Regions from separate parts of the Homo sapiens genome. Here region 1 is linked to region 2. A link is an interaction called in ENCODE POLR2A ChIA-PET data of the cell type or tissue named here. Cell type or tissue: MCF 10A. All regions are shown on one strand. Links, peaks and the distances in the headings refer to the core of each region. The heading gives the core; the rest is flanking DNA. Region 1 overlaps MAML2 (mastermind like transcriptional coactivator 2). Region 2 overlaps MAML2 (mastermind like transcriptional coactivator 2).

What was found. ChIA-PET counts read pairs that join two places held together with the same protein. Peaks named below come from ENCODE experiments on the same cell type or tissue, not always from the same donor. Only the 100,000 strongest peaks of a DNase experiment are listed, where the experiment ranks them.
Region 1: POLR2A ChIA-PET joins it to region 2 with 5 read pairs; 9 of 35 experiments call an interaction of 5 or more read pairs at or near these places.

Annotation. Positions count from the first base shown.
Region 1 is chr11:96,318,870-96,335,304 of GRCh38, forward strand. All of the region lies in intron 1 of MAML2 (mastermind like transcriptional coactivator 2), which reads right to left. Among named protein-coding and RNA genes, the nearest start is that of MIR1260B, 14 kb to the right of the region's middle. RefSeq lists enhancers at 5,687-6,886, 13,472-13,972. In MCF 10A, for the core only: no CTCF peak of the experiment used is centred there; no DNase peak of the experiment used is centred there.
Region 2 is chr11:96,115,304-96,131,738 of GRCh38, forward strand. The region is part of intron 1 of MAML2 (mastermind like transcriptional coactivator 2); the gene reads right to left. Among named protein-coding and RNA genes, the nearest start is that of MTMR2, 200 kb to the left of the region's middle. RefSeq lists an enhancer at 9,915-10,059 and a cis regulatory region at 9,980-9,993. In MCF 10A, for the core only: no CTCF peak of the experiment used is centred there; a DNase peak (open chromatin) is centred at 7,578.

The sequences.
Region 1 (16,435 bases), core at 7,896-15,895, 210 kb after region 2:
ACCTGGGCTATTGGCCAATGTTTATTCATTAATGTGTTAAATGGCCTTTAAGATGGCTCCCAGTGATGCCTACTCCCTGGTACTCATATCCTGTGTAGTCTTCTCCCACACTGTTCCTGGTTTGGCCTATGTGACCAGTAGAATACGGCAGAAGAGAAAATGTGTGACTTTTGAGATAAGGTTGTAAATGCTGTGGCTTCTATACTGATCTCTCTCTTGGATCACTGTTTCTGGAAAAGCTAACTGCTTGAGAACACTCATGCAGCCTATACGGAGGCCATCACAGCAAGGAACTGAGGCCTCCGGTCAACAGCCAGTGAGGAATTGAGATTTTCTCCCAACAGCCATGGGAGTGAACTTGGAAGCAGATCCTCCATCCTCAACCTGGCTTTGAGGGGACTGCAGCCCCAACCAGTAGTTGGAATGCCATCTCATGAGAGATCCTGAGCTAGTACCACCCAACTAAGCAGTTCGCAAAAGTCTGACCCTTAGAAAATGTGTGAAATAATAAATGTTTGCTGCTTTCAACTGCCAAGTTTTGAAGTAATTTGTTACAAAGCAATAGATAACTGCTAAAATTAATCTTGTCATGTTATTAGCATGGCAACTGGAAACTATCTTCTGAACAAAAAGTCATGCCATCAGAGAATTTTAAAATAATAGCTCAATTTTACAAACTCTTCTCCCTCCTAGAAGCTTTTGAAACACAAGATATATTTTTATGTCTTGCTATGGTCTCTTTTGCTTTGCTACTCATTGAATTAGTTATGCACAGATATAGGTACAATAGGGCCCAGATGTGATGTTATGGTTATGTGGAGGAGGAGTATACATCTCCCCCAAAGGAGAGAGGAGATATTCTTGTGAACTTTTAGGAAAAATCTTCCTGCTGACATTAAATAATTTTGATTCTAGTTTAATTTCTCAGGAACTTAAATTCTAGGTTAGGGGAAATATCATAACCCATAAAACTAAATAATCCGATAATTTTTTATTGCAACAAGCACTAGGATGCCAATGAGCATACCACAGTCCGTACATTCTGAAGGCCAACTCTCAGAAGGAGGTGGTTGAGATTTTTCTGAATTTGGCAAAGTACCTACAGTGGCATCTCATTCAAAAAATCATGCAGAGAACATTCACTGATGAGAATTACCAGCTCATTCTGCAGAAGCTACAGTGAACTTGCCATGCTGGCCAGAAAGATAAGAGACATGCAAACTAGACACAACTCCAAAGATACTTTTCCCACCAAAGGCGTTTTATGAGTTAGGATATATCTATGAAATATTTGCAACTCAACAAGGAGGAAAATGGAATGAAGTGGAATGAACTCCTTGTTATATTGATTGGATTATGTCACCTGTCAACTAACAAATTCCACCACAGCAAACCTAAGCAATGAAGTACAGTCAGGGGTCTGCTGACACACTGGGAGGCTGGAGTAAGGGAGTCATTAGACATGAAACTACTCATCACAGCTCCAAAGCAACTCTGCTCAGCTGACTAAAGAATATAATTTTGAGTTTGTTCTCTAGCCCTCTGGTATACTCAAGCTCATGGCAACTCAGGGAAGAAGCACATTTTGCTGACTCTGGAAATGGCTCTGGCAGAACATCCACTCTCATCTCTGAGCAGATCTAATAGGAGTGGAGTAGACAATTCCCACTTGGGGGTTGATTGTATTATATCTCCCCCTTACCCTACTCAACTTCTGCTGGTATAGAGGCATTCTCTTGTCAATTTCCAGATTAATGTACAGTGATAGTCTTCAATTCATTATTACTATAAGAAGACAGGAATAGGAGTTTGTGAGGTAGAGATGTGTGTGTGTTTGTGTGTGTATTTCTTATGCCTGGAAAAACAGCCAGCATTTGTAGCAAATGAATGCCTGCTACAACCAGAAGATTCTTGTCTTTGAAAGTACTTGAAATGGAGAGAAATGGAAAAACCAGAGCAGGAAGTATGGCAATAAGAAAACATATCATATGACAAGGACCAAGAAAGTCAATGTTTTCAAGAGCACATCCAGTTGGAAGAGTGGGAGAAAACATGTGGAATCCACATGCTGGCCAATTTCAGGGCTTATCTGCCTCGGATATGGGGTAGAAAATAACATTTTACCTGAGGGGTAAAAACAACACTGCAGCAACATGCCTTCAAATAGGGTTTGTGTAGAAAGACACACTCATCATTTAGCTGGAGGGTTTCCAGGCCAAGGTACTTCCACAGCATATGGCTGCCCACTGGGCTCGTGACCCTGAAAACATACTTCCAGATCTTTCTATACTTCCCACTTCACAAATGTAGCCAACCTCTGAGCACAGTTGCCCTCTTGTATTGCTAAAGGGATGAAGAAATGCTAAATCCTCTTGGAAAGCTGGTGTTTCTCCTGTGCTGGAATATAAGAATTTGCCTAACACTACTTTTAGAATCTTAAATCACGAGAGAAAGATGTCAAAGTTCAAGCCTCTCCTTTTTAACACTGAAATTCCTCCTAAAGCTCCCGCTTGAAGGCCAGAAGTCACAACCGCTTCAAAAGATTACTATGTGTTTTGTTACACTTGCTTAAATTCCTTCCAGAGACAAAAGAAATAGACATATTTGCGATATTCCTTCCTTTATCATATTTCTGTAGATTCTTTTTCAAGGTCCTCAGACATCAATAATCCATCAGTGCATGTACAAGCTGATGCTTGGCGTTTGGGATATTATTTGTTCTCCTAATGGGACTAGTAGAGTCTACAGAATTTAGAGTGTGCAGGAAGTATGTCTATAGAAGGTTTTTGTTCTAAATATAGGAGATTTTAAGGGCAAAACGATTTACTCAGTATACTAGACTGCCTTCTTTGAGCCATTCTGTTCTGGTCAATCATATAAAATATGTGTGGCCAACACTATTCCCTCCACATGTGTTTAATGGACATTTGTCATAGCAAAATGACCTAGCAGTTCCATTTCTTCTTCCCTTCAAATTACCAATATGACTGGACCATCAAACAACTAAATGCCAATTTTTTTTAAAGATCATGAACAGTTTTGAGTTATATGAGTGGAAAAATGTTCCTGAAGGCCGAGTTTTTTGTTGTTGTTGTTGTTGTTTTTTTCCTTATAGCAACTTTTCAACAGCTAAATTGCTTTTGGTAAATATGAGTAAAGAAAATAAGCTCCCAGTCACAGCACATGTTTACAACGAAGTTAAAGGCTCTTAAAAATAGGGTGTTTGATGGTCTACTGCCAAAATATGAACTCTAGCAGCCTGGAGTGCACCGCTAATAATAAGAGTCAGTGTTGCTATGAAAGGCCCGAGACAGAGCTCCAACTTAGCTTTAACCTTTTCTCCAAGAAGTTCCCCACAATGACAAGGAGACATAAATTTGGAGTTAGAGGTCAAGGTGAGAGGGGAGGAAGCCTGAAAATGGTAAGAGGTCACTTAAAAATAAAGCAAAAAATTGTTGGACTGGGCTCAAACCTGAACTGCAAAAGAGAATGAAAAGAGTTCAGCTGCTATCTGAGGACTGACTGCCTTTTAGAAAAGAAGAAAATGGGCGGGGCACAGTGGCTCATTCCTATAATCCCAGCACTTTGGGAGGCGGGCGGATCACGAGGTCAGGAGATCCAGACCATCCTGGCTAACACGGTGAAACCCCGTCTCTACTAAAAATACAAAATATTAGCCGGGCGTAGTGGCGGGCGCCTGTATTCCCAGCTCCTAGGGAGGCTGAGCCAGGAGAATGGCGTGAACCCGGAAGGCGGAGCTTGCAGTGAGCCGAGATCGCGCCACTGCACTCCACCCTGGGGGCCACGGAGCGAGACTCCGTCTCAAAAAAAAGAAACAAGAAAATGCCTAGATAGATAACAAAATAGATAACAAAAGTCCAACGTAAAGGAAATATGTTAGGCATGAAGAAAGTTACGTTTGCTTTCTCTTCAGATTCCTGAAACTAGAATGAACAGACACACAAAGAAAGGAAATGCCGGATGTCCTAGAGTTAGCTGTTGTGTAGAGTGGAGAATCACAGTGTGCCTAGTATTAGTGGAGTCTTCCCATCTCCACAGGCCTAGGCTTCAGGTTCTTTCGCCCTTGGAACCCCTGGAGAATCTGACGAAACTGTGGAATGCGTCCACACTGAAAATGCATATATGCCATCGCACAAAGTTGTGTATTCAATTTAGGGAACTCACAAACTCAAGAAGCTGGATCATTTATGTTCTAGCATGAAAAGAGGCTACTGGTTTAAAAAAAAAAAAAAGCACTCTCCAAGAGACCATGGAACTTATCTTATTCACCACTCCATTCCTAGTGCTGAGGGTGGGGCTTAGATACAATATCTCAAGACATACTTGCTAAAATGTTTTAAAAGGCAGCTTATAGAAAAATGTGATTCCCCAAAGAAGGTTCCAGTGATCACGTAAGTTTAGGGTATCCATTTTTTTTAAACACATCTGTACGTTTCTGTTGCTCCTTCTAGCCAAAGAGAATTTCCCTCAGAATATTCACCACAGTAATGGTATCTTTAGAATTTCCATGTAAGAGGTGCTTAGGAAGAACGATCTGGTTGCAGGTTGGCGAGGGAGTGAAGCTGAGTTTGTATTGCCCTTTACAAAATGCTGAAAAAAAAAAAAACCCATCTGCATGCTCAGAGATAAGAGGTTTTTGTGTCTTCAAGGAACTTATCTGTCTTCAAGGCACTTACAATGAATTAACTTATTTAAACCCAAACTTATTCTATAAATAGATTTGAGGCCCACTCACAGTATAATCTGGTCCTGATGCATTCCTTCATGGGAATTAACAATTCATCCGGAATCTCTATGGATTATGCTCCAGATTTGGATTCCTCAACCCTGAAGAATCTATCTCAGAAACCGGTCAGCCATGCTGCCTTCTCTGTGCCTGCAGGGCAGATGTCGACAATGAACCACCACAGCTGTCTTTCCCATCATGCGTAGGTATGGCCTTAGAATCCTCCACACAGCCCTCCAGGTGGCTACTGAAAGCTACCCTGGAATGCCAGTCAAAACATGTGTCACTCATAGGCTCTACGTGTTCAAGCACTTTCTACCTCTTAGAAAAGAGACGACTGGCAACAGTCTCAAAGAGTAATCTGTGGCCCCTAGACATTCATTCTGAATTTCATCTGCAGCTTAGATTAGCAGTTAGTTCTAATTGTCATTGGCTTTCAAATGTCTTGTTGCACTTGCCTTCAAAATTCAGGCCTGGACCATGTGTAAGTTGAGTCTGATAATACCTATGTAATTATCTGCTCCTATACGAGGTGCGAAGTCATGATTAGAAACCTTGGCCCTGGCATCATCCTGCTGTATTCAAATTCTGACTCCACCACTTGTGGTTGCATGACCTGGGCATCTTCCTTCACCTAATTTGTCAATTTCCTCACTTGCCAAATGGGAATAAGATAGTACCTATTTCATAGTATAATTGCAAAGATATGTTAACATTCAGAAAACGCTTAGAAGAGTGCCAAACATGATAAACGCTTAATACATGTTATTTTTTTTAATGTGTTGAACCAAAAGGATGCCTTGAAGATCAGTATTTCACATTTGGTGTACAATACATTCAGCCACAGAAATATAAAGAACTGCTGTCCCTTAAAAATTCATGCTTGCCACAGGGTAGTTCAACACACATTTATGGAATGCTTGTGTAATAGATGTCTGACACTATTGTAGGCCATGGAAATACAAAAATAAATAAGAAGGCACATCTTCACCTTGAAGCAAAATCCCACCGATTATGAGTCCCCACATTTTCTCCAGGTAATGAGAAAACATTCATCGGCTTAAAAAACCTATTCCCTACTTGAATCTGAATGGATTCAAAATCACTTCTCAGCAAAGAGCTTCAGGTCTCTCCCTAAAGTTCCATCTAATATATTCATTCTGAAATAAGCAATGGTAAGGAGAAAAAGTTAAGAGACCAATCTTGGTGGCAGAGAAGAGTCTACTTCTTTAATTCAAGATCAAGTTTCTCTTCATAATGACCTTGTAGCCCTCGCTCCTCAGACTTGCTGGCTGACTGGACCCACAAGAAATACAGGTACCAAATTGTGGGCTTTCATACATTAAAAGGTTTTCTCATCTTGCCTTGTATTCTTACAAATTATTGGATTTAAATAAGAAAAAACAAGACTCTTGTTTCAGCCTCTCTTATTCTAGACTTGGTGTGCCCTGGGTGTCTGACATCCTCATTCCATTCATGATTGCCATTCTTTCTAGGGGAGTCATTGCTTCAAATTATGTGTGGGTGTATGTCTGGGAGCTGAAGACATTCAACGTCCCCATCTAGTTGCAAATTTAGTTATACATTTGGGGTTTAGCTATTCAACTTTGCCAGCTTTGTGCCTCCTGCATAGGTCCAGGAGCCCCAGGGGTAGACTGATGCTTACTAGTGGAGTTAGCACAGACAAGTTTGAGCCTCTCATACCTGTCTCTTAAACGAGGGTAGTAATACTCCAGAGAAGAAACTGAAATGATGTTTAAACTGAAATAATGAAATAACACACTCCATAAACTGCAAATTTGCTATTCAAAAGTAAGATATTATTACCATTTCTCAACTTCTCCAAGTCTGTTTCACATTTGTAAACTACAGATAGCTCCATCTTTTTCAGTGATAGCATAAGGTTTCTGTGAGGACTCTGTAGGTCATGTACATATATTATTATTATGACCATTACAAATGCGAGTTATCTTCCTTAGATTTATGCCTGTACCTCCTTGGGACACTGATCATTTTTTTTTTTCTGTTTCTATAAAGAGGAACAATATTCTCCTTCACAAACCGTACCTTTCAGCAGTTTCTCTTTAACTCTCAAAACTTGATGATTTCTAACAAAATGATCACAATAGCTCCAAGGCACAGAAGATGCTGACAAGACCACCTTCTTCCCTGGAAATGTCGGAATCAACATTTCACACAGACTGGCCAAAGTAGCACACAGCCTGGGCCAAAAAGACCACTGTGCAGGCAGATGTCCAGGCTTGGAGCAGCCACGGGCACAGAAACCCCTCTTCTAGCTCTGTGGGTAGAAATTTGTTTATGGTTATCACCTTCCACAGAGTTTCCCAGATTTGCTTTCTTTTAATTAACCCAAATCAATCTCCAATTAGCCATATGAAGTAAGGAACAAAGAGCTGTGCATTGTATCACCGTTAAATTTCTCTTGTTCCTTTGTTTGTTTACTCTCTGTCTACCCCGCCCCCCCCCCATTAAAATGTAAACTCCATTAAACAAGAACTCTGTCCTTGTGTGGTTCAAGGACCCAACACAAGACCCAACATGTAGTAGGCACTCAACATCTGTAACCCTATTCCATCATCTTTTTCCTTGCACCAACATTTTCCTCTTATGGCAGACTGGGCTTTAGAATTTAAACCTGGGAAGAATTTTAAGAGATTATCTAGTCCATGTACTTTTCAAATGGTTGTAGCACTGGAACTCTATTTTTAATCACACTAAAGCGTGTGTGTGTGTGTGTGTGTGTGTGTGTGCATGTATGTGTGTGTGTGTGTTTTAAATGCATAAACAAGAGGTTAAGACCTTGGAGTCCAATTGCATGCCCTTCCTTCTTTCTTTTATATCCCTTTGCTGAAAGTCTTAAAAACTATCTCGAGTTTAGGCTGGGTGCGGTGGCTCATGCCTGTAATCCCAGCACTTTGGGGGGCCGAGGCGGGTGGATCACGAGGTCAGGAGTTCGAGACCAGCCTGGCAAACATGGTGAAACCCCGTCTCTACTGAAAAAATACAAAAAATTAGCCAGGTATGGTGTGATGGGCCCCTGTAATCCCAGCTACTCGGGAGGCTGAGGCAGTGAGCCGAGATCGCACAATTGCACTCCAGCCGGGCAACAAGAGCAAAAGTCTGTCAAAGTAAATAAATAAATAAATAAATAACAAAACAAAAAAAAAACTATCTTGAGTTTAAAAGCCATTCATCTGGTCATTGACTTAACAAATATTTATTGTGAATACAAAATGTGCCAGGAACCACTAGGGCTTGGAATACTTATGGTGAATAAAACTGCCCAGGTTCTTGGTCTCATAGAGCTTACATTGAACGGAATATAGGAAACAACGTGAAATGCACAAATAAACAAAGAATCAAAATAATTCAGATAGTGATAAAAATTATGAAGAAAACAAAACCTCTGTAATGGGATAACATGATGGGAGATTTCGCGAGAGAAGGAGATCAGTCATGTGTGTCTGCTCTAGTTAGGGTAGACAGGCAGGTCTCTCCAGGAGGTGATATTTGAGCTGAATCCTGTACGACAAGAATAATGCAGCCAAGCAAAATGCTAGGGAATCCAACCCGTGTGGGTTGCTGATGGGGAAATAAAGAAGCAAAGGAGGGATGACTGGCCCCGAGGTCATCCTGTTAGTTAAAGCCTGGACCCGAATGGGGGTCTCCTGTCACTCCAGACTTATCATTGTAATATAATGGAGTTTTTCCTTAGTTTCTGTAATTGGCAGGTTCTTGTCTTCTGGAGAAACTTCCTTCAAAACTGATCTTCTTTCCCATACACTTTTATTTTATTTATTTATTTTTTGAGACAGAGTCTTGCTCTGTTACCCAGGCTGGAGTGCAGTGGCACAATCTCGGCTCACGGCAACCTCTGCCTCATGGACTCAAGTGAGTCCCCTGCCTCAACAGATTACAGGTACCTGCCACTGTGTCCAGCACATTTATTTTTTATTTTTTAGTAGAGACGGGGTTTCACCATGTTGGCCAGGCTGGTCTTAGAACTCCTGACCTCAAGTGATCTGCCTGCTTCAGCCTCCCAAAGTGTTTGGATTACAGGCATGAGCAACTGCGCCCGGCCCTTTCCCATACTCTTCAATGTATTTCTTTGATTCTTATTTATCTAACAAGGCACTCATGTAACCAACTTCCGTTCATATATATTAAAAATAATCAGGCCAGACACGATGCCTCACACCTGTAATCCCAGCACTTTGGGAAGCCAAGGCAGGCGGATCACCTGAGGTCAGGAGTTCGAGACCAGCCTGGCCAACGAGGTGAAACCCCATCTCTACTAAAAATCCAAAAATTAGCCAGGCGTGGTGGCGCACACCTGTGGTCCCAGCTACTCGGGAGGCTAAGGCAGGAGAATCACTTCAACCCGGGGGGTGGAGGTTACAGTGAGCCAAGATTGTGCCACTGCACTCCAACCTAGGTGACAGAGTGATATTCCATCCCCCCAAAATAATAACAATCAAAAACAAAGCGCATATGTGTGTGTGCATGTGTGTATATATGTGTGATGGGAGCTTAAGGTATATTTCCTAAGCAAAGGTAAGACCCCATCTATTGGGAAAGAAAGGCAACTTGACTTCCTTTATTTTAATATTTTTAAAAAGAAAAGCCATGTTGCATAACACCAAGATATTTTCACCTAAAATTCCAGCAAATCTTAACAGAAGAAATTCTAAGGTGCTTAGAGGTAACTGAAAAAAATGTCACTATCTTTATGGCTCCAACCTAACAATGAAGCTGAGTGTGTCTACTCTCAGCTTGAATGAAATAAAATGGCAACCACAACCAAATGACCTTGCTCACTTTATGCTAGTTACATCTTGCTCTGTTGTTGAAAAAAAAAATGCTCGGGCTGGCCCAGAGCCTAAGATGTGATCCACAGACACCCCACGCCACCCCCCAAGATCGTACGAGTCATAAAGAAGTGACTGGAAGAGCTGTGCTCTAACTGAATCAAGAGATAGGGAGGGAGAGAGGGGACTGTGTTACCGTAAAAATTCTTTAGATTTAATATCGTTTGGGAAAATTTTTCTTTGTTGGTTTGCTCCTAGAAGCAGATCCCATGCATTTCTTTTTTCCAGTTCTATTAAATCCCTAAACAGAGCTGAGTTTTAAGGGCTTAGGGCTGCCCTTGGGAAATAGGTGATTATACTCTCTGCTTAGGGTTTTAGCGATAAGAAAAAAAGAGGCAGTGGATTGAATTCCCCTCCCCCAGGGCAATTTCTTGACTCTCTTTTATAGTTCCCCGTTAAAGCAGACACATATTTAAAAAATGAAGTGGTGACACATATAAAATCCCATCCATCAATCTGCACTTTTCAATTGTTATGTATATATGAGAAATAGATAGACAAACAGATGGAGAGACGGATGTACACAGCTGAAAGACTAGTTAGTTCTTTAGTAAGAGGCTCTACAGAATATTTTCCTTTTTGTTTTTTTTAATGTTTCATGTAATTATTTCACAAGGGGTAATCGCTTGGGAATCTTTACCCTACAGAAATATTACAAGTGTAATTGAGAGGATCTGGGGAAAAAAAATCAGTACTCTCTCTAAAAATAAATTTAATGAATCAAACTCTACTCCTATAAATGTGTTTCTCAAACTGGAACTCTAAGTCCCTCAGAATATGGCCAGAGATGGAGTGATTTGTTCATTACTTCTAGGAAGGGTATTCAACAATTAATATGGCTTGGACCTCCCCCTTCCGCCATGGCTGGACCTTGTCCCCCACATAACTTCAGACCCTCCTTACTGCTACAAAACATTGCCAATTTTGTCACTGCTCCTTTCAATTCTTCCTCAATAAACATATGTAAGAAGAGACTGAAATTTGAGAAACAAAATCAAATATCAGGGAACTCTGCAAAGTGTGTCATACCAAAAGAGGCCTAAGAAGTGATACAAGCCACATACCAAGTGCCACTTACTGTTTTTCCAAGAAGCAAAGTAAATACCAGGAAGTTAAAGGACATGACTAAATTGCCCTACTAGGTAGTATCAGAGCCAGCACTAGAACCTTCAATACCCAATCCCCTGACCAGTACTCTCATACAGTATCACTACGAATAAGTATAGTAAGTAGGTATAATACAGTATGACTATATCACTCCTTCTTTATTTATTATTTGTTGTGAAGGCTAAGATGGAAAAAATGAGGCTGTTAGGGTAATTTCCTATCAAAAAGAGTGACAGAATTTAGAAGCAGTGCTCTTAAAGATGGGAATGTGCTCACTTTTCCCTGTCTGCTATACCAGCTAACAAAGTCTTCTGTGACCTAGAAGATCGAATGCAATTACATTGCCCATATATATTTGCTATGCTGTTTGAGTCTCCCAAGGGCAGCATAACAGTACAAAGGGAGTGACATCTTTATGAGGTTAACCCTTTTCTATTTTAAGGGTAGACTACTGAAGGCAGATGTGTTCCATGGAGTATAGCAAGAATGCTTGAAATTTGGTAGTTAGAAGGAATGACAGCATCACCCAGGAGGGAAAAAATTAATCGCTGTTTAGAGGAACAGTGATCTGAGGAAGCCTAGGAGAATGTTGATGCACATGAAGTGAATGTGAACTGACAAAGAGGGAATTTGTATGAATTATAATACATTGAGAAGAGACAAAGAGAAAGCAGGAAAACTGTTTGTTAAGCTGTGCCATGTACCAAACAAAACTGTAGGCTATTTCATAAACTGTATTATCTCATTTAATCCCCACAACCTTTTGAGACAGCTACTATTATCCTGAAAAGCAGAGTTATGAGGCTCAAAGACGTTAAGTAACCAGTCCAAGATAACACAGCTAATGAAATAGAGTCATTTTCCATGCTAAAATTTTCCAGCTCTGATTCTGTTAAACTTTTCTACTTACAAACCACCCCAAAAGTTAGTGGCTTAAAACAATGACGCAATATTTCTCATAATTCTGTGGATTGGCTGGGCAGTTCCTCTGCTGGTTTCACCTGGGCTCACTTGTGTGGCCACATTGAGCTGGAAGATTGGCTGGGTCCAAGATGGCCTCACTTGTGTGTGGGCAGTTGGTGCTGATTAGAGTCGGGGCACCTTGGTTCTCTGCATGCTCATCTCCCAATTAGCTAGACTGGCTTCCTTACATGTTGGTATCAGGTCGGTGTTCCAAGAGGGCTTCATAAAGGCCATCCTCAGAAGTAGCACATGTCATTTATGTCACGTTATTGGATAATGCAAGTCACGAGGCCAATCGAGATTCAAGGGGGAAAAAAGCATCCATTTTTTGATGCCAGGAGTGGCAAAGTTACATTACAAAGGGGCGTGTGGGGTGGAAGGGATCATTGTGATCATTTAAAAAGCCATCTACCAGCCAGGCATGGTGGCTGATGCCTGGAATCCAGCACTTTGGGAGGCTGAGGTGGGTGGATCCTTTGAGCCCTGGAGTTTGAGACCAGCCTGGGCAACATGGCAAAACACTGTCTCAACAAAAAAATACTAAAATTAGCCAAGGGTGGTGGTGTGCACCTGCAGTCCCAGCTACTCAGAAGGCTGGCGGGGAGGATCACTTGAGCCCAGGAGGCAGAGGTTGCAGTAAGCAGAGATTGTGCCACTGCACTCCAGCCTGGGTGACAGAGTGAGATCCTGTTTCAAAACAATAAACAAAAAAGACAATCTACCACAGGCTCTAAACTCCATGCTACTCTTACTACCAAAATATTAATAAAAATACCAAATTTCCCCTAACTGTTCTTTTTATAGGTTTATTAAAAATCCTTAATCAAATGACTACTTTTTATAACCTGGAATAGATGTCAGGAAAACTTGGGCTGTAGTCCAAGATCTATTGCTATGGGTTCTTGGAGGCTTTCTCTTTAATAAAAAAATGAGCTTTAAGGCCAGGCGCAGTGCCTCACGCCTGTAATCCCAGCACTTTTTGGAGGCCAAGGTGAGTGGATCACTTGAGGTCAGGAGTTTGAGACCAGCCTGACCAACATGGTGAAACCCCATCTCTACTAAAAATACAAAAAAAAAAGAAAAAGGAAAAAAATTAGCCGGGCGTGGTGGTGGGCGCCTGTAATCTCAGCTACTTAGGAGGCTGAGGCAGGGGAATCACGCGAACCCAGGAGGCGGCGGTTGCAGTGAGCCAAGATTGCACTGCTGCACTCCAGCGTGGGCGAAAGAGTGAGACTCCATCTCAAAAAAAAAAAAAAAAAGCTTTAATTTCTTCATTTACGAAAAGAGGATTTGGTCTGTCTTCTCTCTAAGGGCTTATACAACTCTATAAATTGCAGAATAGTGTCCTATTTTTAGACTAATATGAACTGGCCCTCTAGGGGGATGGGCAGGATAGAGATGAGAGAAGGCTAGAAATGAGATGGCTTCTGTTTTGCAACTCACTCTCTTTCATTGCTGTGGGTGCAGAATTTGGGAGGCAGTGAGCAATCAGAACTCCTTCCCATGTGTGGTTGTAATCTTATATGATCTGGGTGCTACTCTGTTTTCATTTATTATATGCTAAAGTAGCATGGGTCCTCCAGCATTGTACCAAGGATTAAAGTACAAGTCATCACTTTAAGGGCTTCTAGACCTGGTTAGACAAAACAATTCCCATGCAACACGCACTCACACTAGCTAAGCAGATCGGAGAGGTGAAAGGGCTCCTGAGCCAGTATCTTCCTGAGGGAAATGCTTAGCTGGGAGCTCGCTCTCTCAGAAAGATATTGTTGCCTAGTCTATGGAAGATCAGGTTCCCAAGGAGAAAACTAATGTTTAATTTAGCACAAAGACAGCTCAGAGTCACTCTCTGGGGGACTGAGCCTGCAAACAGATCCACATGCAAAGAATCTAAGGGAGAAAAGGAAGCTCTCTTTGGTGCAATGGCTCTAGGACTTGGGCCCAAACTTTACTAAACGGTTGCCTCTGTCTGTTGTTTCTGTCAGGATAGCTCCTCTTTCCTGTTTACTCTCATCTCTGCACTTTGCACTTTAACACTTCTGCGAAACAACCAAATGGGATAATACACTAGCACATACTTTGTGCTGTCTGAAATTAAGTAGCACGGTGTGGCAATCAAATGCGCAAGACTTAGCCGGTTTAGCAAGTATCAGAAACTTAGGTGAACAGAAACATCAACAACAACAAAAAATCCTCATTTCTCAGCTGCTTAGCCAGAGAATGTTTTTATTTTTACATAATTTAGACTCCAGTGACCTCCAGATATGAGCATTTTACACATAAGTAAGACACAGTACAGTACATATTGTATTCAATTAAGCTACTTCTTTGCACCCTGGTTACCAGGACTCTAAGAGATACTGTGTATCCAACAGACTCCCGGTAAGTTATTAGAGGTTGTAGCCGACTTTTGCCTTAACTGAATTTTCTTAGAAACAGACATGTAATTAACTTTCTACTGAAATCTATGAGAGCTACCTGAAAAGAACTCTGTTGTACAATGAGGCATTTAAGGTGTTGGGCTTCATGTGGGTGACAGTTATTAGAGGGCTGGATAAGAATTACAAATATAACTCAGCCACATTTCTGACAAAAGAGAAATTTTAAAGCAAAAATGTTAATGATTCCATGTTAATGTATGAATCTGCCAGAATGACTCAGGAAGCAAGAACACTGTTAAAAACAAAACAACCCAACTATGTTTGACACTACATTTCCTAAGCATTATTATCCTCAAGAAAGGGGAGGAATCTAAGGTTAAATCATGGGGAGTAAGCGAAAAAAAAAAAAGATAAAAATTTTTGACTACATTCTTTGCTCTGAGTTTGGACAATAAATCCATCCTTGCCCAAATATAATCTACTAAAGAATGGAGACTATTTGTTTTCTAATCCTGTCACTTCATAGAAACACCATGCTTTCAATTAAGAATCGTCATCAATAAAACTTGCTTTGAACCCTTGGCAACATCTTCCTCATGTTTTTTATGGAAAACCGCACTTGAGGAGGTACTGAGTAAAGAGATTCTGAGGTGAGAGCCACATCAAGGCATGGAAATTTCAACATGCTCCTGCTTAGGGTTGGAAAGACGGCAAATCTGTGTTGCCTATTCATCTGCAGATGCAGTAAATTAGCAACTTTAGCCAGGGATCTGGCTTTCAAAAGCATAAATTTAAATCTCCACAGTAGGAAGCGTCTAACCTTTTGTGGCTCTAGGACCAAATTCACTTAAGAATTATTCATTAATTTCAATTAATAATTCAATTAAATTGGTAAGTTTGTCTATTTGGTTCCAATGATTCAAAACTCCCAATAGATGGTTTAAATTTCTCATTTACCTACTAAGCCCACACTCCACACTTGCTGGGTAACTGAATGGAAACCCAGACTGAATTCTAGAAGTAAGGAGTCAAGAGGACATTCACTCTATTCAACTTCTAGATTAGGAGTCCTAGAATCTTAGGATTGGAAGAGGTAGTACTTGGTCCCATTCTCAAGAAGGACACTATTTAACATTCTAGGGAGATGGAAATCTATCCCAGGTGATGTCTCCATATTCAACTATTGAGGGAACTGATAATATGATACTCTTCACTAACCATTTTAAGTAAACATTAAAGAGAAAAGCCATGCTCTTCCTCTAAATGTCTGATGCATTACTGGAAACACAATTCTGGGCTGGGAAACCTATGAATCTGATTCAGGTATGTTACTTCACACACTAATAATAACAGCTAAAATTTATTGAGCCTTTACGAGGTGCTAGGCAATTGCTAAATTTAATCAACAGCTCTAAGATGTTAGTTCTATTACTATCACTCCATTTCACAGTCGAGAAAACTGAGGCAAGGGAATTTAATTGACCTATCCAAGAAAACACAACTAAGTGTTAGAGGGGTGATTTGAAATCTGGTCGTCTCACCTCAGAGTTAAGAGTTAAGATCTCAGGCTCTTAACTGCTATGCTTCTTTGCCTCCTTACACAAGCCAACTGTAACAGTTCTATTTCTAACCCCACTCACCTCCCGTCTACACTGTAAATTCAAAGAGGGCAAAGGCTATACTGAAGTGTCCATCAATGTATTCCTGGCACAGTTCATGGCACAGAAGAGCTGTACAAAGATTATTTACTGAATTAATGAATATTTTCCCAAACTCTAAAAAGGACCCATGCATACAATCTTGACGTAAGAGTTTAAAACCTTTGCTAAAACATTAAGACCTTTGGAGAGCTGTAGCATGTGTCAGTATTGCCATTTGCCCATTTTCATATCCATTCCTTCAGTAATTTGGCTATGGTAGGGTCCAGCTCTCTAGTTGTCCTCAACCTGTGGAGAATATGTGAACTTCTCTCTTCATGTCCTCTATAGGGAAGTGGAATAGCTTTTGCTCTTTTACCTCTGTTTCTCACAAATGTGTAGGCCAAGGTTGAAGCTAGTCAATAGCCCATTCACTACCGTCAGCATCCAAGCATCATGCCATGAATCAGGGAGGAGGGAGATGTTGGCTTTTCTCCTTTGCCATCTTTCCTTAGGGTCCCTTACTTTTCCCTTGTAAACAAGAACTAAATGGGGGAAACTGGTATCCAACTGGACCTTAAGGCAAGTAAAAAATTTGTAACACATCTGTATTACAAGCAAGGAAATAAGTACATCTCAAAGACCATCTAAAATAATGCTTTTCTCACGAATTTTTGTTCATGATTTTTTTAATAATGAGAATACCTTTTC
Region 2 (16,435 bases), core at 3,145-11,144:
CAGGTGTGTACCATCATGCTTGGCTATGTATTTATTTATTTTTTGGTAGAGATGGGGGCGTCTTTGTAGGTTGCCCAGGCTGGTCGTGAACTCTTGGTCTCAAGCAAATCTCTTGCCTCAGCTGAAGCACTGCGATTACAGACATGTAATCCACCACCACACCTGGCGGATTTTTTTTTTTTTAAACCCCATTCATACTCCAAGTAATCCTGGCTCAGAAATTAAATTAATTCAACTGACCAATATGTGTCTCATCTGTTACCTCCTGCAGGGTCTGATCAGTATAAGCATTCGACAAATATTGAATACCTCTGTGCTGGGCTCTGTCATACACGTGTTCAAGGAGTCACTGGAGTCCAGTGGGGAAGACTGACAATCAATGAATACATAAAATGTCAGGAAGTGATGAATGCTCTGGAGAAACATAAAGCACAGTAAGGGAAGGGAGAGTTCTGTTTTATAGGATGGTCGGTGATAGTGGAGTAGATACCTGAATCAGAAGAAGGTAGCTACAAGCATTCCAGGTCCCAGGATCTCAACTTGAAGCACTGAGAGGTGGAATGGACCAAGTGTTCGGATCCCATCTTAGTGTCTATTCAGGCAATGTTTTCATAGGTCCCCAAAGAAACTGGCTTTGATGAACCTGAAGAGCTATCTCAGCATATCTATGAAAATCAGACTCTGGGGCTGAGAGGGTCTCTCCAAAGCTGGTAAACTTTTTTTTCCCCACCCTGACAAGTCTGAGGCCAGGAAGCTAGGTATCTACTGGGATTCTAATGTAGCAACACAGACAGCAGAGGGGCATTAAGCTCCTGTAAATAACATATGTTTTCTTAGTTGGAGGCAGGGCAGTGCTTTTTGGTTTCTCTTTATACCGCTATAAGTGTGAATAATGCAATTCTGCTTGAAATTCTACATGCTTTTTATTCCTCATCAGACTCTAACTGTACACTAACATTTGCATATGTCCCTTCTCACTGGGTGGGTTCTTAAATGGACTCAATGTACTCTATGCTTCTCTCTCTGGGGATGACTGACAAGAGACGACAAAGACAACACTCAGATATTCCAACCCAACCTGCAGAAGGGCCATATTATAACACTGAAGATTTGGATTCTCTTGGCTCCCTGTATTGCAGTGGGACGCAAACAGAGTCAGCCTGTAGCACGATGTACCTTTTCTGTGTTCTACTCTGGTCTGACAACATGGCAAGTAGGAGGTCCTGGCTTGTGTGTGTAATTTAGAGACAGGTTTTGTACTCAACTGCTAAGCTTTCTGGTGTTCAGCCACTGGGACATATGGAGCTGAACTCTCAGAATCTCTGCAGGATTGGGAGGAAGAAGGTGGGAAAACAAATCAGGTTTCCAAAGTGCTTCTACTAAACAAGTGGATTCCTTTAGCTTGAATGTGTTCCCCTCAGTGGAATATGGTGATGATTCATATGTATGGCGAAGAGAGTGAGGATTTCAACTTTTAGTTTATCAAGAGAATCACTCAATAATGGATATATTGAGTATCTACTAAGTGCAAAGTACTATAGTAGCCTGTAAGAGAAACACACAGAAATAAAATACGTAGCACATGAGGAGGACAACAAAAGCTAAGTAGCGTTTTATAAAGAACAAAGGCAAAGACATCAGCAAGAAGTTAATGATTACTAATAACAAATGATGAATTGAATTGACAGCCATTAATTCAGGTATCTGAATGAACTATCTCCAGAAGGTAAATCCCAGTATTTTTCTTTGTGAGATTAAACAGGGACAATTTAAGATAGATAAAATTTAGATAAGCAGAGATGTGAGGGGAGGGCATCCCAAGGGAAGTGAATCTACAGCAAATGTGGGCAGAAAGGAAATAAAAAAAATATGGAAGTCAATAAGGTACGGGCACACCACTAGCCTTGCAAATTTCCATAACTGGATTACCTTCACAAAGCAACTGGACTCCTTGACATACCCAGTATCTGTCATGCTGCAAAGCTCTTTTTTTTTTTTTTTAAATTTTTTGAGACAGGGTCTCGCTCTGTTGCCTAGGCTGGAGTACAGTGGCGTGATCTCAGCTCACTACAGCCTCAACCTCCTGGGTTCGAAAGATCCTTCCACCTCAGCCTCTTGAAGAGCTGAGATTACAGGCACATGTCACCACACCCAGCTGATTTTTTTTTGTATTTTTTGTTGAGACAAGGTTTTGCCACATTGCCCAAGCTGATCTCAAACTCCTGAGCTCAAGCAATCTACCTGCCTTGGCCTCCCAAAGTGCTGGGATTACAGACATGAGCCACCATGCCCAGCACAAAGCTCTTGTGCTGAGAAAAGTATTGCAGCAAGAATGAAATATGCAAATAAGCATCATTAACAACTAACCCTTCACTACCTTGACAATATACAATCTTCCACTTAGATTAGACCAGAAGATTCTTAGAACAAAAATGGTCTACAATCTGCTGAAAGCTCACCACACCCCAGGACTTAAAAATTGTACTTAATCAAGACAATCAGAGTTATAAGAAGAAGCCTGGAAAAGAACTAAAAAATAATTTGGTCTAGGGCTCTGCCTTTTACCAGGTGACTCCAAACTATCCCAGAAAGACTTCTGTTCTCTTCTTTATATATATACAGATCAAAGACTTCCAAAAGCACCCTCATTTTGTAAGAAATAATTGTGATGAATAAGAATTCATCATTCTGTTGAATTCACCCAACATCTGTGAAACCTGTAATTGTAAGACACTGGGCTTGGGTCATGGCAGATGCAAAGTTGACTTATATTTGATTTCAGTGTTCAGGAAGCACATCATCTGGTAGAGGAAGCAAACATATACACCAATAACTATAAATCAAGGCAGTGAGTGATAGGGGCTCTAGGAGAGCATGCTAAACTACAAGCTACTTGCACGAAAAGACTGTCTTTTTCATCTGCAAATTCCCAACTGCAATGTCCAGCTATACGGTTTGGCTCTGTGTCCCCAACCAAATCTCATCTCAAATTGTAATCATTGTAATCCCCATGGTGATTGGATCATGGGGGCATTTTCCCCATGGTTTTTCTTGATAGTGAGTGAGTTCTCAGGTTTAAAAGTGAAACTCCTCCCTTTGCGGTCTTTCTTCTACTGCCATGAAAGACGTGCCTTGCTTCCATTCATGCCTTCTGCCATGATTGTAAGTTTCCTGGGGCCTCCTAAGCCATGTGGAACTCTCAGTCAATTAAACCTCTTTCCTTTATAAATTACCCAGTCTCAGGTATGTGTTTATAGCAGTGTGAAAATGGACTAACACACTCATCATATAGTAATTTCTCAATAAATGTTTGTTGAACTAAGAAAGACATGAAAAGGGCTAACAGAAAACAATATGGAGAGATGGATCCACAATAATGAAGGTAGGAACAATCTTCTGGCTCTGATTTAGGTCTTGAAGGGAGGAAAGGAACAGAATAAGTCAAGAAGTGATGCAAAAAAATCTCCTGCCTCTTGCTTGGTCTGTAGTAGACATGAGTATGTCCGATGAACAGCCTTGTCATAGTATTTCTACATAATCAAAGACAAAAAAAAATTCTTTTTTTTTCCTTTAGGTTAAACACAACCTCCCCCTTTAACCTTTACTCTTAGTACCTTTTTCCTATTGTTTCATTCCATGATGCTTCTTTTACTCTGAACCCTCTGTCTCTCCATAGTAAAAGAAGGATAAAACTCCTTCTACATCTATTGACTCTTACCATTTGTAAAAACATTTTTATGTCCATTACTGCATTTGATTCTCATAATAGCCCTGTGAGGTGGGTCAGGAAAATCACAGTATCCCTATTATAAGGAGAAAGAAAAGCAGTATTATGGTAGGCAGGATAATATCCCCTCCAAAGACATTCATGCCTTAATCCCTGGGACCTGTGAATATGTGAACTTACATGGCAAAAGAGACTGTGTTCTAAAATTTAGTTAAGGATCTTAACATGAGGTGTTTAGCCTGGATTATCCAGGTGAATGTCATGTAATCACAAGGGTCCTTACAAGGAAGGAGGCAGGAGAGCCAATGAGATTTGAAGATGCTACATTAGCTTTGAAGATGGAAGGGAGCCATGAACCAAGGCACACAGGCAGCCTTTCAAAGCTGGAACAGACCTGGAAACAGGTTGTCCCCTAGAGCCTCCAGAAGGAAGGCAGCCCGGCCGACACTGATTTTAGCCCAGTGAGGTTCATTTCAATTTCTGACCCCTTGAAGTGTAATGTGATGTATTTAAGTTATTTTAAGCGACTCAATTTGTGGTAATTTGTTATGGCAACAATAGGAAACTAATACAGTCACAGTTTAACGACTTGCTGAAATTCTCACATAACCCAGTTATCAGAGCTGGGTCTAGAACTCCTGTAAGCCTGGCTCTATTTACCACTTGGCTCTCTCTCTTAGAGCTACTGTATTTCCTTTAATTAACTATTCCTTCCCCACACACCCTCTTTTCTATCACAGTGCCTCGTTTCTTTCAAATCACTTATCATGATTTGTAATAATTTTATTTATTTAAATATTAATTGTAGCTCTCCTCCTAACAGAATGCAAGTTCAATGAGAGGGCATAGGCCCTAAATTTGCTCACCATTAAGTCCCTAATGCCTACAATAGTAGTCTGACAAATATATATTTGCGAGAAGATTCAGATTTTTTTTTTTTTTTTTGAGACGGAGTCTCACTCTGTTACCCAGGCTGGAGTGCAGTGACACGATCTCAGCTCACTGCAAGCTCCGCCTCCCAGGTTCACGCCATTCTCCTGCCTCAGCCTCCCGAGTAGCTGGGACTACAGGCGCCTGCCAGCACGCCCGGCTAATTTTTTGTATTTTTAGTAGAGACAGGGTTTTGCCGTGTTAGCCAGGATGGTCTCGATCTCCTGACCTTGTGATCCGCCCTCCTCGGCCTCCCAAAGTGCTGGGTTTACAGGCGTGAGCCACCGCGTCCGGCCAAGAAGATTCAGATTCTTAAGGTATGAGGATGCAACAGCTGAGTAGAGGCAGAGAGGCTGCCATGGTGGTCCATGGTCCACTGCAGATCTGAAGGATCAGGAGTAATCTATATGCACTTGCTTCTTTGGGAAGTTGAGATGGAAACTGTGTGATCAGTTGCTGTCCCTGATGACCCCAACAGAGGTCCTCTCCACATGCTCAGGTATGAAGCCAGAAGCCCAGATCCTGACAGATCGCACCACGGTGACACTTTACTCTTCCATCCTCTTTGTTAGTAAGTCTACCTCCCAGCTCCTTAAGCACTTTGTTTCCACTCTGCATCTAATTGCTTTTGGATAATTATATCATTAAGTCTTTGTAATGAATAATAAAAAATAAATCACATCTGTGGAGGGCTGTGGAGCAAGACGCTAGGGTAAGCAAATTGTCAGTTATTTTCCCTTTCTTTGTCCTCATTCCCCTCCTCCCTCTAACCTTCTGAATTAGAATATCGGCCAAGTGGGGACCAAGAATTGTATTTTTAAAAGAGTCCCTGGATGATGATGATGATGATCAGTGAGGTTTGGAAACCACTGACCTAGAGGATGAGGATTCTCAGAGTCTAAAGGAGAAACCGAAGAATGCAGTTAAATTACAAAGATCCTCATGTTTCCTTAGTTCTTGCCTCCAAATCGCTCAAGGGATAGTGTCTTGCTCTACTCAGTAATTCTAGGGCAAGTGCTGTGATTTTGAACCTACAAGATGGGAAAATGGTGCAACAGTCCCTTGGGAGGTAGCCAGATTCATAACTAACGAAAAAGTAGTAATCTGAAGGCAGCCAGAGTCAGGGGGGAGTGAAGGATACTTTGGATGCTATTCCAGGTCACAGGCTCATTTCTGAGAGAGAGAGAAAGGTTCCTAGATCCCCTACTCCGCACCAGCCTTGAAGAGAATCCAAACCCCATCTTTGGCCCTGGGAGACGCTGGCTTCTCAGAGTCTCTGGCACCCCAGTGGTCTCAGATCTTGGTCAGAAATAAGCAGACTCCCAGGGATATTCATTACAGTATATTTCCACTGAGATATAGACGTTCAATATTTGTTCAATTATAGCTTGAACTGCCTGCTATGGGGGAAGCCATTAACACAAGGAGACATGATTCCCCAGTAACAGGAAGGAAAGAATTGGATTTGTCCAGTGGATATTATTAGCACATGGCAAAAAACATTTAACAGACATGTACTTTGGTGAAGTGTCAATAAACCCTCAATAAACATGCTTCAGAGAAGCACCATATTATTTTTGCCTTGCTTCAAATTTAAATTTCAGCTTATCAAAGTATTCCTTATTAATCATAATGAACTCATCCAGTATTAATATAAAATTGTTCTGATTAATGGGCTAGTGCTCTGGCATCTTTCAGGTCACCACAGTGAGGCATTCTTTTTCGCAACATAAAGAAAAAAAAGAGAGAAGACTAGAAAGGCAGAAATGGGAAAGCAATGCCCTTAATTTTGTGTCCATTCCATATTCCCAACTGCGTGATTTTTTTTTTTTTTTTTTTTTTTTGAGACGGAGTCTTGCTCTGTCACCCAGGCTGGGGTGCAGTGGCGCGATCTCGGCTCTCTGCAAGCTCCGCCTCCCGGGTTCACGCGATTCTGCTGCTCCAGCCTCCCTAGCAGCTGGGACTACAGGCACCCGCCACCACGCCCGGCTTTTTTTTTTTTTTTTTTTTTTTTTTTTTTTTGTATTTTTTAGTAGAGACGGGGTTTCACTGTGTTAGCCAGAATGGTCTCGATCTCTTGACCTCGTGATCCGCCTGCCTCGGCCTCCCAAAGTGCTCGGATTACAGGCGTGAGCCACCCCGCCCGGCCCCTGTCTGCTATGATTTTAACTGGCCTGAGAACTGACCTGTGTATGTTAACTACTGCCCTGGGGCGACAGCACAGAAAAGCTCACAATTCTCCAGCCATGTAGATACAGCTATGCTTTGGCCTCCTGACTTGCAGATAATCTCTCTGAATTTCTAAAACCTAATTCTCTACTAAAGGGGTGGAAAACCTGCAGATTTTTTTTTTTTCCTCTAGGGTGATTCTCCAAACTCTTCTGCTCTCCCCTGGAGCTGCAGAAAATCCTTCAGCCTACTTAAGTGCCCTACTGTATATGGGTTCTGTGGAGCAGTCATAAAGAACGGGAAAGAAAGTCAAAGAAGGGAGTTGCATAAGAAATGGATGTAGGACAAATACAAATCTTTTAGGCTGGGTGTGTGTGTGTGTGTGTGTGTGTGTGTGTGTGCACGTGCACGTGCATGTTTGTGTATGAGATTTTTTCCCCATAGAAAATATAAGCAATTCAGTCATAAGAAATTCTATCTCCAAGGCTGCAGTAAACTATCACACCTGTAGGCTTTTATTTTTCACAGAGGACCCTGTAAAATCCAAGGCAGCAAATCAGAATTCTGTGTGGTTTAGAGGGAATGCAACCACAGATTCCAGCCAAGAGGGAAAAGCTCAATTATACCATTCTTTACATGCCCAGTCTCGTTCTCAGAAAGCCCCATGTAAGTGAAATGTGATCCACGATCATGGCCAGGGCAGAGGAAATACAAGCTGCAAGCCCCTGCATTATGCATAGTGAATATCCTTTAAGGTGTTGGTGCTGGAACAGCAGGTCTAATACCCACTTGCCTGATGGGCATGATGAGCAAGGATTTCTGAGTGATGTCATTCCCTTTCAGGGACTGTAGTTGACTCATGGGCTGGCTGAATCCATCTATTCAAAACCATTCAATGCTGAGAGTCCAGCCTTCTACTCCTGGATACTTTTGTGCACAGGACAATCAAGGAAGGAGATCTAAGATGATGAGATGCCCATGTCTGTTTCTCTCACACTGTCTTACTGCCCCCACTGCTGGAAGCATTCTTCTTTCAATCCCCATCCTTCCACACCATTGACTGCAGTCATAGCCAGCTCCTAAGCAGCCCCGTAAAGGCAGGAACCACTAGATCTCCAAAAAAATGCCATCACAATATACCTGAGCAAGGTGTGCTTGAGAGACATTTACAGTCTTTTTTTTTTTTCACGTATCTGCCTGCTTCTACAGGTGACAGCTCCTCCAGGTCAGGGAGCTCACCTGGGTGTTCATGGAGTCCTCCGCAACTCATCCAGAGACTTGCACCTAGTAAGAGCCCAGTAATGCTTGTTGAATAAAGGGGCTGGCAATTTACCATTTGCCTTTGATGTGGTTAATAGCCCACACGTGTCTAGCTTTGTGGTCACATGCAGTGCCCCCAACTAGGCTACGGTGCTTCCGTCCTGTACAGAGAAGTCTGAATTCAGATATGATGACATTTTTAGAGCCTGCTTTATAGTAAGGTTGCACCAGTTATTCAGAGTTTCCTCTGGAATCACCAAGTGGTGAGGTAGGAAACAAGGGAATTAGCAGCCACTGCAGCCTTTATAAATAAGAGACTTCTGTAAGCTGAGGAACAGTGTGCACAGATGGGGAAGGGAGGGAGGAGGACATCGGCTTCACAGACAGAAATTAAGAGTAACCCGGCCGGCATGGTGGCTCACGCCTGTAATCCCAGCACTTTGGGAGGCCGAGGTAGGTGGATCACCTGAGGTCAGGAGTTTGAGACTAGCCTAACATGGTGAAAACCCGTCTCTACTAATAATACAAAAATTAGCCGGGCATGGTGGCACGCACCTGTAATCCTAGCTACTCGGGAGGCTGTAGTAGGAGAGTCGCTTGACCCCGGGAGGCGGAGGTTGCAGTGAGCCGAGATCGGGCCACTATACTCCAGCCTGGGCAACGAGCAACGAGCAACCAGCAACGAGCAACGAGCAAAACTCTGTCTCAAAAAAAAAAAAAAAAAAAAAGGAGTAAACCCAGCAGGTGTCGTGATTTAGAAATGGCTGTCACAGTTCTGTGGCCCACTGATTCCTACACTATTTCCTCTAGGTTCTGTTTCTACCAATGTTCCAGAAGGCATTTATCTTCTCTCCCTCTCTTCCATACACAGCGTTCCTCTGTGTTGGAAGTGGGAGATAGGCATGAATAAGACCTGTCTCTGCCTTTGAACACTCACAGCTAGGTGGGGAGGAGTGGTGTGTTAGCCAGTAATTACGACACAGGATGTTCTCTGGTTTGATTCCAGTGTGCTATGGTAAGAGAACCACCTAAGAAGAAGAATAGAAAGATAGTCTGATCCTGGCTTTACTACTATTTTTTTAACAAGTCAGCCCCAATTTCCTCATCTGTTAAATGTAAACCATAACACTTACTTTACCTAACAAAGATGATTGAGTTGTTTTAAACATTTATTGAGTTAATCCATGAAAATGCACACTCAAAGGATAAAGTTCTGTAGACACCAGGCCTCCTTCTCCTTATCATCATCATCATCACTACCATCATTATGATTTTGTCTATTTAAACACACGCGTGTGTGTGCGTGTGTGTGAGACAGAGAGAGAGAGAGACTGCACATGAACGGATGTGCATACACCTCGTGAAAGGGCATGAGAGGAGGGAAGAAGGACCACCGATCAGGAAAATACTTAAAAGGGTCCATGTAGAACGAGGAATCAAATGCAAAACCTGCCATGATTTGCAAAAAGAAGCTGCTTATGTATTATGCTCAGATGCAGCTTTCTCAAGATATTCTCAATCCTAGGTTCTTTGGCTTCTGTTTCCTCCTGTGTCATCCACTGGTAAGAATGAGTGATGGCCGCATTAATTGACACCTGTCTCCTAAATTGGGCCTTTTGTTACATATCACATGAGAGTCATTTTATTATTTTATTATTACCTTTTTATAAAGCATTATCTGCTTGTGGCCATTAAGCCACCACTTTGGAAGAAAAGACATTGCTGGCTTTTCCTAAGGGAGTTAATGAGTTGCCCTTGAATGACCTGAGAAGCTCATTATTTATACAGATTCTTAGGGGTAGAGGCAGAGAAGCAAATAAACTGAGAGGGAAGAGATAGACACTGGACAAAGACTGTGGTTATTCAAGCAGGAGCACTTTGCCTTGCACAGGGTGACCTTTAGGCTGTGAGGTCCCTGAGCCACACTGTGCAGAGATGGTGCAAAAATACTCTTCCCATCTCCAAGTCTCAGCATCTGAGACTTGTTAGGGGAAGGTGCAGGAGAGGCATGAGGTGACATCTGTAACACAAGTGGGTGGCTACCGCTGGAAGGCTCTGACCCCCACCAGACAAACGTCAGTTTTACAAAAGAGAATCCTGACATCTGTGTACCCAGTCTCTCCAGGGTCTGGGCAAGTGGACAGGGGAGAAGCAGGTTCTGCAGTGTGTGTGCTGGGTTGGCACACATATTACGAAATCCTACGTGTGTCAGTACTATCTGCCTGTTCTCTGCTCTCCGTGCCATGAACGGTTCGTGTTATTTATGATCCAAGCAGCTCTTGACATGTTACTAATGGTGAAGTGAAAGGCAATGAGTAAAGGTCCTCCAGTGAGAGAAGCCTAAAATAAGGCTCTTAATCATCTCCTCTTCCCTTTCCTTGTCATAATCCAGAAAGGCTTTTTTTGTACAGCATTAGACCCAGCAATAATATGAATTTGGCCATGAGGCTGATGTAGAAAGTTAGGGATCAAAGCGTTCTTTATGGGACATTTACCTGCTGAGAAGCAAAGGGCGTAGATTCTGGTTGTAATTGTGCTAGTGGGCAGAACAAGAGTGGCAAAGAGGCCCATTATGGTCCCTGGCCTACAGAAACCCCAAATTCACATTCAGAACAAGAACTCAGACTTCAAGTGGAGCCTTTCCTGGTACACCAGGAAAAAGCTTTCCTTCTGATACGGTCGTAATACTTTCGTGACATGCTGACTTATAAGCCCTAACTATGTAGTCAGCATCTGGATGTGCAAGGTGTTATGCTGGGAGATCTGAGGGATATAGGACATTGTCACTGGTCTTCTGGAACTCAGAGTGTTGAGAAGATAAAGTATAGAAACAAGAATGTAAGATTTTCTGAGAGAAAATGACAGCAGTAAAAACAATAGCAGAGAGGCCCGGTTTGGTGGCTCACTCCTGTAATTCCAGCACTTTGGAAGGCTGAGGCGGGTGGATCACCTGAGGTCAGGAGTTCCAGACAAGCCTGACCAATATGGTGAAACCCTGTCTCTACTGAAAATACAAAAATTAGCCAGGTGTAGTAGCATACACTTGTAGTCCCAGCTAGCTACTTGGGAGGCTGAGACAAGAGAATCACTTGAACCCAGGAGGCGGAGCTTGCAGTGAGCCCAGATCACACCACTGCACTCCAGCTTGGGCAACAGAGCGAGACTCCATCTCACAAAACAAAAAAATAGAATAGTAGAGAAAGCAAGTACTGTATCCGGATTCTGATGACGAGGTGTTAGTTTAGACTGAAAATTAAAGAGGCTTCAGGCAGCACATTGTGCTTGAATTGGATCTTAGAGACTGGGAAGCGCTTTGAAAGCACAGAGGAGGACAACTATTGCAAATTGGCTGAAAAACAATATAAATCCAATTATATATTCATTGATTCATTCAACAAATGTCATTGAGCAGTTCTCATGCGCTGGACACCTTGCTAGGCCCTTAGGATATAGTGGTGAACAACACAAAAAAACATGGAGAACTAAGCGTGATGACAGTGCATGTGGTATGGACATGGGGGGGGTCAAATGGTAGGTATGAGAAAAAGGCTTGAGCAGTATGGCCAGTGCAGTCATCTCAGGTGCGGTTCCTACAGGCTGCCATAGAACACAGTCTCATCACTTGTTGACCCGGTGTTGGTGTTTCCATCTGCAAATTAGGGAAACCACACCCACTGTTTCTTGAAACCATTCGTAAAGTTCAGCTTGAAAGGTGCAGAGTGTTGATGGGCAAAATTACCTAAGCAGTTACATGTGGTTTCTCTTTATCTGTTTCAACTGGATGGGTGATTTGTTGAAGTGTGCACAAGGAAATCATGCTAACAGGTTGGCCAATATGTTAAGATCATAGCTCTCCCTGCATAGTGCCATTTCAATTATTGCTCAGTTAAAAGAAAGTCTTTTCTCTGGATTGAATGGTCCACTATTGTTAGATTACTTATTAAAAAGGATTGATAGGCTGAGGCTGTTTTCACTTAGGATTTGTATGACATGTTCATAACTGAAATGGAGAGTTGCCATAGTTACCTGAGTGAGCTGTTAAACAGAGCAGAGTCTCCACTAAAATCTCTCCATCAAGGTCAACTAGACATTTTCCATCAGCGCCAAATAATTTGCTGGCTAATGGAAGTTAATGAAATTATTAAAAGAGTAGAAGAAATTGCAAATGAAGTTAATAGGGATATATTTTATATTTAAATATGTTTTAGTGACCAGCCATTTCTATGGGGTTCTAACCAGCTGGAAATTTTGGAGTATAACTAGACATCTGGAGAGAAGTTTAGAGTAAAAACACATTTGGATTTTGGCACAGATTACTGCCTTCGAATCCAGCCCATCATTAACAGCTTCTGTACAGTATTGTTCTTCCTCCAGGGGCAATAAAAATGAAGCAAACCTTTGTTCAACCTAAACTTCCTTTCTTGGTCAGCTGTTCCTGCTGACTTCCCATCCTAGTGGCCCTACTGTTTCCATTGGAAACGTCAGAATGGAGAGAACCACAGACTGCTTGCTTTAGAAGTGGCATGTTCAAATCCAGTAATGCAAGAAGAAAATAGACACTGTTTATGAAACAATCACTAGCTTAGTGCTTCTCAAACCTTAGTGTGTATACAAGTCACCTGGATATCTTGTTACCATGTAGATTCTGATTCAGCAGGTACAGGATGCGGACTGGGTGTCTGGGTCTAAAAAGCTCCCAGGTGCTATCAATACTCCTAATCCAGCCGTGTGCAGTGGCTCACGTCTGTAATCCCAGCACTTTGGGAGGCCGAGGCGGGTGGATCACCTGAGGTCAGGAGTTTGAGATCAGCCTGACGAATATGGTGAGACCCCATCTCTACTAAAAATACAAAAATTAGCCGGGTGTGGTGGCTCATGCCTGTAGTCCCAACTACTTGGGAGGCTGAGACAGGAAAATTGCTTGAACCTGGAAGGCGGAGGTTGCAGTGAGCCAAGATCATGCCACTGCACTCTAGCCTGGGCAACAGACAGTGGGAGGCTCAGTCTCGGGAAAAAAAAATACTCCTAGTTCACACACCAAATCTTGAGAAGGAAGGCCTTTGTTTGTTTCATCATTTGCTTATTGGTATCATCATATACATATCAACCTTATATGCCACACCATCTTCTTGCTTGACACACACATGATCTGTCCCACTGACACTGGTGTTAGAGTTTGCTGACACTAAGATATTACACAGCTTCCTATTTATCAGGTTTACATGGCATGGTGCACCTAGGGCTCTCCAATACCTTTTGTGGGATTGTGCTCTCAATTTACAATTACCACTCTTCATAAACACGTAAATAACTCAATAAACAAGTAAACATGGAAACAGCTCAAATGTAGAGTTAGTGACATGTTTCATCACAGGGCAAAATGGCATTTAAGTGATCTTTACTCTTTAGCAATGAATGAAGCATAAATCAAATGTAAATCTGTCAACTCAAGGCAAACCAGAATTCTACTGGCAGGTGGCATTGACGAAAAAAGTATAGAGTATGAGTGAAGTCCAAAATTGTTATTTATATAAAACATGGAGTCTCAGTATGGCTCAGGCTGAAATTTTACAGTATAGTCTATTTTTGAGGACAATCCATTGTTAGGCATTTTGCGTGCATGTATCTGGGGGATGGGGGTAATCTATACATTAGCCAGATTAGCCATCTACATGGCACAAATCTACTGGACAGTATCTAACTCAAGATTTACCAATAATCATACATGGAAAAAAGGTGCTCAGGGCAGCCGTTATGTTCAACTTAGAGATTTGCATTATTCTATACCAGTCTGAAAAATGGCACCCCACCTTGAACATACATACACTGAATTGGTCAGATTCTCACTTTTTCTTTTCCTTCAAAAAAGATGTTCTAAAAATAAGTAAAGAAGAGGTCTCTTCATTATAGACCAGTGGTTCACCTGGAGGACTTTTTAAAACACAGATTGCTGGGCTCTACCTCTAGAGTTTCAGGTCTGAGGTGGGCCTAAGAATCCGGATTTCTAACAAGTTTCCATGTGATGCTGATGCTGCTCATCCAGGAACCACAATTTGCAAACCACTGTTCTAGATCATTACTTTATACCCTTGGCTGCATGCTAGAATCATCTGGGAGCACTTTTGAAAATACCAACACCTGTGCTGAAATCCACACAAACTAAATCCAAATAGGGGGAGGGGTGGGTAGTGGGACACAACTATGGGTAATTTTTTGTTTTGTTTTGTTTTGTTTTTATTTAAATTTTTATTTTAGATTCAGGTGGTACATGTGCAGATTTGTTCCAAGGGTATATTGTGTTATGCTGAGGTTCAGCTTCTCTTGATCCCAACATCCAGATAGTGAACACAGTACTCAACAGGAAGTTTTTCAGCCCTTACTCCTCCTCCTCTGTCCCTACTTTTGGAGTCCCTGGTGTGTTCCCATCTTTATGTCCATGTGTACCCATGGTTAGCTCCCACTTATAAGTGAGAACATGCAATATTTGGTTTACTGCTTCCCAACTATCAGTAATTTTTAAAGCTCCCCATTTGGATCTAACCTTCAGCCAAGGCTAAGAACTACTAGGTATAATGGAAAGTTACCATCTTGCAGCTGAGTACAAGGACATTACCTCAAGATTATACTAGCCCAGGTATATTATAATGATTCTGAGACCATAACTGAACAAAATAATGGGCAGATAAAATGTTCCACAGCTATGGAGATATAAGCCTGTGGAATATTTCAGCTCTATCACCTAATGTGAAGATTATCTTCCTGGCATTTGCTGTGTGTGTGGGTGTTTGGCACTTGGACTCCAAAAAGGCTGTCAGTTCTCCCAGGCAGGGCTTCTTGTGCAGAAGATAAACCAGAGGATCCACCTGCTTCACTAAGTCCACTCCTCTCAAGGGGACTTCCAAAAGGGTGTCATTTTTCTAGTGAAATCATAACATGGTTCAGAAACTCAAGAAGGATATGTGATACTTCTTTCTGCTTCCTCACTCAACAGCTTTCTCTACCTCCTGTCTCATCACAATCTTCCAGTTGGCAAGAAGTTAGAGAGGGATAAGTAAGAAGATTCCAAAATGCTCTAAGCTTGCCAAGCCATAATATGTACCATGGCTTGCTGTTTTAATCTTGAAGAAAGGATCCAATCTAGGGACACGAAAGATGAAGTAAAATCTATAAGTTGGATTTTAGTTGCGTTTAAGAATTATTTGCTATAGTTAGAACATCTGCCATTCTTACACTCAAGGCTTGAGATTTCTTTACAAGGAAAAAAATTTAAGATTTTAAAATTCTAAATAGAAAGATTCTCCATTTCCTACAAATGGTCCTTCAGTCTTTGCCTTAACTACTTGGAGGGAAATATTTTACTTGACCAAATTGTTTATTCTGATTTTTTTTTTTTTAGTAATTAAAACGTTATTTTCTTTTCTTTAAAAAATGGAACTAAAATACGCTTCCTATTAACTTCTACCCTTTGTCCTACACCAATTGTCTAGGACCATCCAAAAAAACCTAATTCTTTTTCTATGTTAGAAATATTTATTAAATGCCTACCATACTAGGCATGGAATGAGGTACAAAGATGAAACAATCCCTTTAATTAGGGGTAGAAAGACAAAAGCATAAATTTCATAACAGAGCTATACAAAATCTGTAGCGAGAGTAATCACAACTACCAGAAAGTCTGAGAACTACCTCAAAATAAACACTATTTAAGATGTATGTTGGGAGAATGGGTAAAATATCAGCAGGGTCCAGGGTAGAAATAAAAAGATACTCCAGACATTCCTGGGAAAGAGAACAGCATACATAAAGGCAAAGAATGACAAAAGGCTTAATCCACCTAGAAGACATAACAATTATAAATATATATGCACCTGAAAACAGAGCTTAAAAACATGTGAAAAAATCACAGAATTGAAGGGAGAAATAATAAAAATAAAAATAGTTTGAGATTTCAAAACCCTACTTTCAATAATGCACAGAACAACTAGACATAAGATAAACAAGGGAAAACAAAGCTTCTACAACACTATAAACCAAGTAGAGCTGACATATATAGAACATATACTTAACAACAACTTGTTGTACACTTGAGAAAATAATATATGCTTTTCTCAAGTGTACATGAAACATTCTCCAGGATAAACTACATACTTACAATTGCGTTTATATGAAATACCAAGAATAGGCAAACTGATAGATTCAGAAAGTATATTAGTAGTTACAGGAATCCATGAAAACAGGAATATGAGGAGTGACTGCTAAGGGACGTGGAGTTTCTTTATAGGGTGATAGAAGTGTTCTAGAATTAGATAGTGGTGATGGTTGCACAACTTTAAAAATTGCCTGGGTGTG